Regions from separate parts of the Homo sapiens genome. Here region 2 is linked to region 1. A link is a loop called in an ENCODE intact Hi-C map of the cell type or tissue named here. Cell type or tissue: dorsolateral prefrontal cortex. All regions are shown on one strand. Region 1 has its middle 11 kb from the start of PABPC3. Region 2 overlaps MTMR6 (myotubularin related protein 6).

Region 1 (5,000 bases):
AAGATCATATCTTTTGCAGGAACATGGATGGAGCTGGATGCCATCATCCTTAGCAAACTAAAGCAGGAACAGAAAACCAAATACCACATGTTCTCACTTGTAAGTGGGAGATAAATGATAAGAACACATGGACACAAGAGGGGAGCGACAGATACTGGATCCTTCTTGAGGCGGGAGGGTGGCAGAGGGAGAGGATCAGAAAAAATAACTATTGGGTACTAGGCTTAGTACCTGGTGACAAAATAATCTGTACAACCAACCCCTGTGACGTGAGTTTACTATATAACAAACCTGCACATGTACCCTGAACCTAAAATAAAAGTTTTAAAACAAAAGAACTTTAGTGGTTTTATTTTTATTAACGTCCTGAAGTGTGTGGGCAAGCTGATTTGTCAAATTAGCTCTACCAGAAGTGAGCATAGTTTTCTATTTTATGTGGGCTCTTTCCCCTTTTTTTGTGTGTGTGACAGGGTCTCACTCTGTTGCTCAGGCTGGATTACAGTGGCCTGATCACAGCTTACTGGAGCCTCCAACTCCCAGGCTCCAGTGACCCTCCAACTTCAGCCTCCCGAGTAGCTGGGACTACAGGTGTGCACCACCATATCCAGCTAATTTTGAAATTTTTTTTGTAGAGATGGGGTCTCACTATGTTGCCCAGGCTGGTTTCAAATCCTGGTCTTAAGCAATCCTCTCATCTTAGCCTCTCAAAGTGCTGGAATTACAGGCATGAGCCACTGTGCCCAGTCCTACATGGGCTTTTTCAACAAGCTGGGGAAATTCTTGAGAAAAGGCTTTCACAACATAAAATGAAAGACTACTTGAGTAGAATCTACATCTACAGGTAATTCAGAATTTTTAAAAAATGCAACCTGAGGCTGACTATAGTAATTATAAACTGGCTCATTATGATCTTGGGTACAGGCCTGATTTTATTTCAGCCTAAGGTTTTAGGAAAAGCCTCCAGAATAGCCTTGTGAAGGTTCTTTTTTTGCCATGCTTTGGGTTTTTTCACAGTCTTCGGATGTATATTTATCTAAATCCTTCTCAGGGCCATGTCAACGAGCCTAGGCCATCCAGCATTGGGCCTGACCTTCACCAACAGGCATGTGAACCTCTGGCCTAGATGAGAATTCCTGGTTAATCCACTTGAATTACCACGTTGAATTCATCAGCAAGCTGGTCAGGGTCCTCAGAGACTTTGGGAATTCTTTGCAGCGACTTGTAGTTCAGCCTTGCACCAAGGAACATGAGAAACGTGGGGGTTAGAGGAATCATTAGTGAGCTTAACTTTAGAAGGACAGGTTTTAACAGGATCAGGTTCAGGGTAGTAGGAGCTGAGGAATCTAGAGGGAAAGGCATTTCAGCCAAAGGAGGATGGAGACAGGGGACAGAGGAGAGAGAAGGGAGGTCCCCTTCAGGGAGGAAAAAGTCTGGGCCTCCAAGGCTTTGTCATCTTTCCCTAACTGTTTTTCTCAGTTAATTTGGGGACAGTGTCTTGCAGGGAGGCAATGTTAGAATCCTGAATGTGCTTAGAACCTTTTAGGTGCCAGTTGAAGTAGGCCTCCCATTTGGATTGTTTAATTTTAGGACCAGAGTCTTCTAATTTTGTCCTAAGAAAGACAAGTTTGGAGGAACTCAAAAGACCCTTATGATGGTTACTGAAGCTCCAAATTAGTTTTGGTGTACTCTTTCCATTGGGAGGATAATTTTTTGACATATGGCCTGCAGCGTTCTCAGAAGGGGAACCGTTATTGTCTCCTTTGGAATTTTGGGATCCCATTCTGCTTCTTATTAATCTCTTGAGAACAAAAGAAAAATCTGTAAGCCCTGTCAGGGAATTTTAGGGGTTTGTTTTAGTGTGCCTGGCCCAGGGTTTTGTTTGACATGGCTGGAGCCTGTACACTAATCGCCCCACCTGTGACCAAGTTTTCTCTAGATGCATACATCTTTTCTTGAAACTGGCAGGCCCCCTAGTGGTAATCTTCTCTGTCTGTGTCCCGGTTTATCCTGACGCGAGAGACTTCTCTTTGGAGACTGATATCCCTGGCAGAATGGTGGCAAATGCCCTAATGGCTTTTAAAGGGTCAACTGTGCCCACCTTTTTAGAAAGTAAATTTTGTTCTCAAAAGATGTTTGGAAACAGAAGGAAAAAATCAAGCAGCAAACAAAACTGTAAATGTATGCAAATACTCAGAAACCAAAAGTGCATTACCAGAACCAGAAAGACAAACTGTCTTTGTACCAGAAAAGATTTGGCAGAAAAGACAAAAAGTCTTTAATATTCCCAGAAGCAAGAGCCTTTACTAAGGTCCCTTAACCCAGCCAGATCCTGAATAAGGTCAACAGACAACTGCTACCAAGGAAGGGAGCTTGACCTGAGAGAAGTTGTATCTGGATAGGAAAAATAAAAAGGCAATCTGTGGAGGTGGAGTGCACAAAAGGCCCAATTGTGTGTACCTCGCCTTGTCCCAAAGGTCGCTGATCCCTTCCAAAGGTAATTGTTTCATCCCACTTCTGACACCAGATTACGTCAACCCAAAGAAAAGACATTAGAGAAAACTATCCCGAAATATATTGAATTTATTCTGGAATGGAAAAAGGGAATTATAATCTGGGATTCATGGAATGGCAAACCACAAGTGAGAGAAGGGTAAAGGAAAGCTTTTACTGGCAAAAAGAGAGGTTCAACATAAGCTATTTAGAAGCAGAATTCATTGGTTCCAGTGGCTCAAAGTCAGAACTGTCATCAGTTTATTGATGGAGATGCTGTTACTGGGCAAGTGTTCTTTTCAGAGCATCTTATATGGATTGTTGCAGTCCTAAAGAATATCTGGTGATGCATCTTGTCATAGAAATACATGTATACGGGTGAAATGTGCAAGCTTTGCAAGGCAGAAGATGTGCAAAGGATGTGAAAGGATTTCTTGTCAGATTTTTAGAAAGTCCTTTGAAACAGTTCTTATCTCAGACATGCTAGCATGAACCCCCTCCTTTCTGCATTCCCAGCCCTAGTTTGTCAGGGTCTGACAAGAGTGATTTCATCCTGGTATCTGCAATTCTCACAGCTTGTATAGATGTAGTTTTGCAACTGTGCAAATATTTCTGCAGAGTAAATATCTAGGAATAGAAAGCTAGATCAAAAAGTAAACACATTTGAAATTCTAATAAATGTTGTCAACAGCCCTCCTTAGAGCTGGTACTAATTTACACTTCTAAGAGCTGTGTATGATAGAACCTATTTTCCCACAGCCTCGCCAGAAATACTTTATCATATTTTTCAGTTTTCCTACCTGAGAAGTGAGTAGTAATTTCTCAGTGTTGTTTTAATTTGCTTTTCTCTTATTATGAGAAAAGTTGAGCATCTTTTCTTATGCTTAAAGTCTTTTGTATTTCTTTTTCTGCTAATTGTCTGTTCTGGTCATGTTTCTATTGGATTGTTGGTTTTTTTCTTATGGATTTCTGGGAGCACATTATTTTATTCACAGTTCATCTTTTGACGTTATTTATAATGTTATTTTTGTCATATAGGTTTTAAATTTTTTTGTAATAACTTCTGGATTTTGTGTTATGCAGTTGGCTGTCAGTATCTGTGAGTTCTGCACCCAAACCATGGATTGAAAATGTTAAGAAAAAAAGAATAAAAAATAACAATACAATAATAAATATAATACAAATTTTTAAAAATAGGACCACTATTTACATAGTATTTACATTGTATTAGGTGTTATAAGTAATCCTTATAAGCAGAAGGATGATTTAAAGTATACAGGAGAATGTGCATAGGTTATATGCAAATAATACACCATTTTATATAACAGACTTGAGCATTCATGGGCTTTGATATCTGAGGGAGGTCTTGGAATAAATCCCCCAAGTATACAGAAGAACAACTGTAATTAGAAAGGCTTTTACTGCTTGCTATAGTTTGAATGTATCCCTCCAAGTTTATGTGTTGGAAACTTAATCCCCAATGCAATGGTGTTGAGAGGTGGGACCTTTAAGATGTGATTAGGCCATGATGACTCTGCCCTCATGAATGAATTAATGCTGTTTTGGGGATTGAATTCTTGATAAATAGATGAGTTCAGCCTCCTTCTCCTCTTGCTGTCTCATGTGTGCTCTTGGGCCCTTCTGTCCTTCCACCATGGGATGACACAGTAAGAAAGCCCTAGCCAGATGCAGCTCCCTGATCCCAGACTTCTCAGCTTTCAGAAGCATAAGCCAAATACATTTCTGTCTATTATAAATTACTCAGTCTCAGGCATTCTGTTATAACAGCACAAAACAAAGACACCACTCTAAAATTACAAAAAATTATCTGGTGTTTACTTCTAATACTTTTGATTCCATTTTTGACATTTAAATCTTTGATTTGTTTTGACATTTTCCTGTTGAATAAGATACAAATTCAATTGTATTTTTATTTCTAGAATGCTACCTGTTTTCCCTAAACCATTTATTAGTCTATCTTTCCCCCCACTGATTTCAGATGTAATTTTTGTTGAAAATTTTGTGAGTATTTGGATATATTTCCAGGCTTTTTGTTTGATAACATGTCTTTCCTTCAATTCATAATTATTGCAATTTTTTTTAACATTTACTCTTCTTTTTCAGAGTTTTTCTAACTATTCTTGTTTGTTTCATTTTCAACGTGAATGTTAAAACTGGTTTGTTTAATAATGCAAGAACAACAGCAGCAACAAAACAATAAAATATCTGTTGGTATTTGATTTGTGAATGAGCTAAGGAAGAATTGCCATCTTTGGGATGTTGAAACTTCCTGTACAAGTATATGAATGTCTTTGCATTTGTTTATGTCTTTTTATGTTGATTTTGATGTTCTTTATATAGCTCCTGTGATTTCTCACTTATTAATTCCAATGAATTTTTTTGTTGCTGCTATTGTGGTAAGTGGGCTCTGTATCAGTAGGAGTTCCCATAGGAAATAAATGACTCTATTTAAATTGGTTAACTAGAGGAGATACAGGGGATATTAGCAT
Region 2 (5,000 bases), 170 kb before region 1:
CCAGACGTGGGGTTAAGAGAAGGCCAGACAGAAAGATGCATTAGTGTCTTGTTCTATGTGTATGTTTGTGGTGATTTGAAGTAGGTGGAACAGAGACCAAGTTTTTGAAATTGTGTGAGTTGAGAGGAATCCCTTAAAATATATGGTTGTGAGAGAAAATGTTATACCTGTGTTGTGTTCAAGAAACATGACTTTATTACCTAATTATGAATGAAAAAGGAGAATAGAGATAATACAGAATTCTGAGACAAGGTTAGACTGTGAATACAAGAAAAAACTAAAATTTAAATCTGCTTCGGAAGCCATCGCCTGATTTATAAAAATGAATATTACCATTACTACTTTGCATCTATAGGAAAGATCTCTGTGTTTTTCTCATTATATTAAGGTTGAAGGAGAAGACTTATTCCCTGTGGCCATTTCTTTTGGAAGACCAAAAGAAGTACTTAAATCCTCTCTACAGTTCCGAATCTCACAGATTTACAGTTTTGGAGCCAAATACAGTATCTTTCAATTTTAAGTAAGTTGACATCATTGGAGTATTTATACTTGAATTTTCTCAAACACAATTTATTGAAACTTTTTTTTGTCATAAAGGTTTTGGAGGAACATGTACCATCAATTTGATCGAACACTGCATCCTAGGCAGTCTGTATTTAATATAATTATGAATATGAATGAGCAAAATAAACAATTAGAGAAAGATATTAAAGACCTAGAATCTGTAAGTATTCTGAAGTATCTAATATATTTGGAATGTGAAATTAGTTTACGATTAGACTAATATTTGTATTGTTGGTGTAAATCAGCACATAAACTTCTGAAGTAAGCAGTTTCTTCAAAATCAGGTCATCCCTACTTTGATTGAATACGTTAGTTCGAATCACTTTCTTTGTATTTTAAAATACATTAAAATACCGGAAGTATATAGCATAACGTATAGATAAACATAATAACTATCTGTGTACCCACCAGCTAGCTTTTGTGGGATTTTAACATTTACTATATATGCCTCAGATCTTTCTTGTTCTTGTTTTAAGAAATAAAACATAGGCCGGGCGCAGTGGCTCACGCCTGTAATCCCAGCACTTTGGGAGGCCGAGGCGGGTGGATCACCAGGTCAGGAGAGTTTGAGACCAGCCTGGTCAGCACAGTGAAACCCCATCTCTACTAAAAAAATAACAAAAAAGTAGCCGGGCATGGTGGCGCATGCCTGTAATCCCAGCTACTTGGGAGGCTGAAGCAGGAGAATTGCTTGAACCTGGGAGGCGGAGGTTGCAGTGAGCCAAGATCATGCCTCTGCACTCCAGCCTGGGTGACAGAGCAAGACTCCATCTCAAAACAAAAACAAACAAAAAAAAAAGAAATAAAACATAGATCTATTTGAAGACCCTCTATACTCTTACCCAGTCTTCACCCATGTATCACAATTTATAATACTGTTTTTCTTGACTTAAAATATTTTTACTGTGTATTGAAAAAATACCAAAGACTATCTATAATGTTTGTATGAGTTGTAAAGGGAAACAGACAATGTATAGGCCAATATACCCTTCACTCTGCTTAAGAAACTGATGTTTTAAAACTATATAAAAGTTACCATACTGTTTATGTGCTTCATTTTGCTCAACAGTGTTTTGACATTTATCCATGTTGATACATGTAGCTTTTATTCATCTTTTTATTAGTAACTACTATATAACTTTATATTATATGAATATATCACAGTCTATCCATTCAGCTATGGATGAATATTTAAATTGTTTTCAGTTTTGGATTTCCATGATTACAAATGAAGTTAAATGACTTTCCATATTTGTTGGCCATTTGGTTTTCCTTTTCTGTGAATGGACTGTTCAAACCTTTGCTCATTTTTCTGTTGGCATATTTGCCTTTTTCTTAGTGATTTGTAAGAGTTGTTTATATGCCAGGCACTAATTCTTTGTTAGTTATATATATTACAAATGGTTTTGTCCAGCCTATTGTCTTTTCCACTTTATTTATGGTATGCTATATATAGATGTTTTGAATTTTCATGTCAAATTGCTCAATGTTTTATGCTTTCTGTGTGTGTCTTGTTTAACAAATCCCTCTCTACCCTAAGACTTTCCTATAATCTTTTTTCTGCCATCCTATATAAGCAAAAAGGATCAGTAAGTATATATATATTTTTTAAATCCTAGACAGTTATAACAGTAAGACTGTCTCATCTACCTCTCAGGCAGGAGTCTCCCTTAGTCATCTTTTAGATAAAGAGGTAATGACTGCTTGAGTAAATTGTAGAAGGATATGGTCAAGAGAGGCAAGTCCAGGATAATAGGTAATACAAGATTATCGGGACAGTCCAAGAATTTGGAGAGCATGATACTCTGCCACAGGACACTTTAAAAATCTTCTGTTAAAAAAGTAAAGTTCTGTTGTGTTTAAAGTCTGTTATTTTTACCTAACAAACCACTGTAGGAAAACCATGTAAGAAAAACTCTATATAGTCAGTGAGCCCTTTAGCTACACAAGTTTGTTTGTTGTGTTTTCAGGGTGAATGTTTCATACACATTTCTTTTATTATAAATGTTTACCTGTTATGCTTTCTAGGTAATATATGTCCATTTTAAGTGTGGAAGCCTAGTGATCGCCTGCAGTCAAGTCTTGCTGGATTGTTTGTTTAATAAATATAAAAACTAACAATTTTCCACAGCAAAAAATTGTACACAATTAGGATTTTCAACCATGTCATATGCATTAAATGTTTCTACTTTTTTGAGATTTAGTTTTGCATTATACATACAGAGAACATATTTTGCAAAAGCATGTTTTCTTTTTTCATGTAACATATTGTGGCTTATGCAATTAGTAATTTTTTCAAATTTGTGTTTGTTCTAGAAAATTAAACAACGCAAAAATAAGCAAACAGATGGCATCCTCACCAAGGAATTGTTACATTCAGTTCATCCTGAATCACCTAACCTCAAAACTTCCCTGTGTTTTAAAGAGCAGACTCTGCTACCCGTAAATGATGCTCTTCGAACTATAGAGGGCAGCAGCCCGGCAGATAATCGTTATAGTGAATATGCAGAAGAGTTTTCTAAATCAGAACCTGCTGTGGTCAGCTTAGAGTATGGTGTGGCAAGAATGACTTGTTAGACTCATAGAGTTTTTTCTGCAATGATTGCAGTACAAGAAAAGGATTATTGTGAGGATGGTCTGTAAGCATAACCAAAAGGAATTTGTCTAATAACAATTTTAGGGTTTAACAGTAGGCTAATAGTTGAAGGAAGGATAATAACTACCCTTGTGAGAGAAATAAGTCATTTTAATTGCATTTCCAGCAAGGAATGACATTCAGTTCTGTAAGAAATGAGTGGTATTTGATGTATTTACTCAAAACACAATTTGCACTGTACACTAGTGAATTGACGTTTATGATTTATGTTAATTCAGCCAAACATAAATAACCTTCCTTAAGTACAATTTAACTTCAAGAAAACAAAATTTGACAACATAGTTTCTTAATAAATGATATGGCATGTACTTTCAATTATGTAGCTTTGTAACTATGAATATTTACATATTTTGCCTTTTAGTGATATTTAATGTTAAAGTGCCATGAAAAATATTTCTAAGAAAGCCTTAAATTCCCAGTGGATTCTTTACCCTTAAGTTTTACAGCCTACAACAAGATTTTTTGTTTTGTTTTTCTTCTGGTCAGCCTTGTTTTGTTTGTAAAGAATTGTGCTCTCATTACTGCTGGGGGTGCATGCTACAATACTTCTATATAAACACTTGTAGAAGTACACTGTTCACGTTTAGCCTGCCCCACTTTTGTATTCAAAATTAATGAAACTGAAGGTTTATTCTGATCATAATTTGTTTAGTGCTACATTTGATAATTTATTATTTACAGCTTAGAATATTGATTTCTTGAATACGTATAAGCACATTTGACTGTCTTTTATATATGGATTACTGCATTCCATTGATTCTTATTTTGTGGTTGGCTTTATTTCTTTCACAACTGTGTAAGTTTAAAGAGCTAAAGCTCTAAAACTGTTCTGAGAAACAATGAATAGTACATGTATATGTATATTTTTAAACTGCCTTATTGCTCAATGAGTTGCTGTTCCTGGAGTATCTAACTTTCAGTTTACTCAAAAACTTTTGGGTAAATAAAAAAGGGAAGTACAGATAGTTTAGGTTGTGCATGGTTGCATGAATTTTGAAGTCATTTCTATGTGGAGCATTATTTTTCTTCTTGTTAAATATAGAAAAAAAAAGAGATTCTAGTACAAAGTTACTGTTTAACAAAAGCAACATAAACTCTGGGAAAGATTTCATTTTGCCATGTTATATTTACTGTTTATTCTGTGTACTAGTACATATCTTTAAATTACCAAAAAACAAGAAACAAAACATAAAAACCCCAAAACTATCACTTGGAATTAGCAATATCACCCAACTGGCTTTAAAATTGAAAATTTAAATAACATGGTGGCATGAAGTACAATTCGAGTATTAGGCAATTTGCATAGTGTTCCTCATGCTACTTTCTGTTACACCTCTATTATATTAGTTTTGAATATAAACATCTTTTTCAGACCAAAAAAAACTTTATTGTATGAGAGCTTATCTTATCCTGTTTATTTTTCCAATGCTTTTCTGTAATACATTATGTAATTTAAAAAATATTCCTTTTTAAACAGCAACAGAAATGCACTATAAAATATAGTATGTGATTAACCAATCCTGCTTCCATATTTAAGCACTGGGAATGGAAACTTAATCTCTGTGACTACAAAGGGAAGTTTTTGTGCCTTGGTGTTCCAGTCACTGATTGTGGTTTTAGAATCTTCTGTGGCTGACTTCTTGTATTCAACTCTGGTTTATTATCTTAATCTTCAACTTCAGACATATATTTGTGTGTTTATATGCTCACAGGTGGACTGAGAAATCAGTTACATCTTAAGTGACCTACAGGGTATATGTTGGCAAAAGCAGACTGTGTA

What was found. Peaks named below come from ENCODE experiments on the same cell type or tissue, not always from the same donor. Only the 100,000 strongest peaks of a DNase experiment are listed, where the experiment ranks them.
Region 2: it touches region 1 in a loop (2.8-fold over the local background); 7 of 110 quality-filtered maps call a loop at or near these places.

Annotation. Positions count from the first base shown.
Region 1 is chr13:25,082,330-25,087,329 of GRCh38, reverse strand. No RefSeq gene overlaps it. Among named protein-coding and RNA genes, the nearest start is that of PABPC3, 11 kb to the left of the region's middle. In dorsolateral prefrontal cortex, CTCF peaks have their summits at 1,803 and 2,004 (motif pointing left); a DNase peak (open chromatin) is centred at 1,969; H3K4me3 peaks cover 949 bases; H3K27ac peaks cover 2,633 bases.
Region 2 is chr13:25,247,373-25,252,372 of GRCh38, reverse strand. It overlaps MTMR6 (myotubularin related protein 6), which reads left to right. Exons shown (of 14, transcript NM_004685.5): 12 at 389-520; 13 at 598-724; 14 at 2,881-5,000. The coding sequence ends at 3,141. Among named protein-coding and RNA genes, the nearest start is that of MTMR6, 38 kb to the left of the region's middle. In dorsolateral prefrontal cortex, a CTCF peak has its summit at 3,022; a DNase peak (open chromatin) is centred at 3,042; H3K27ac peaks cover 3,046 bases.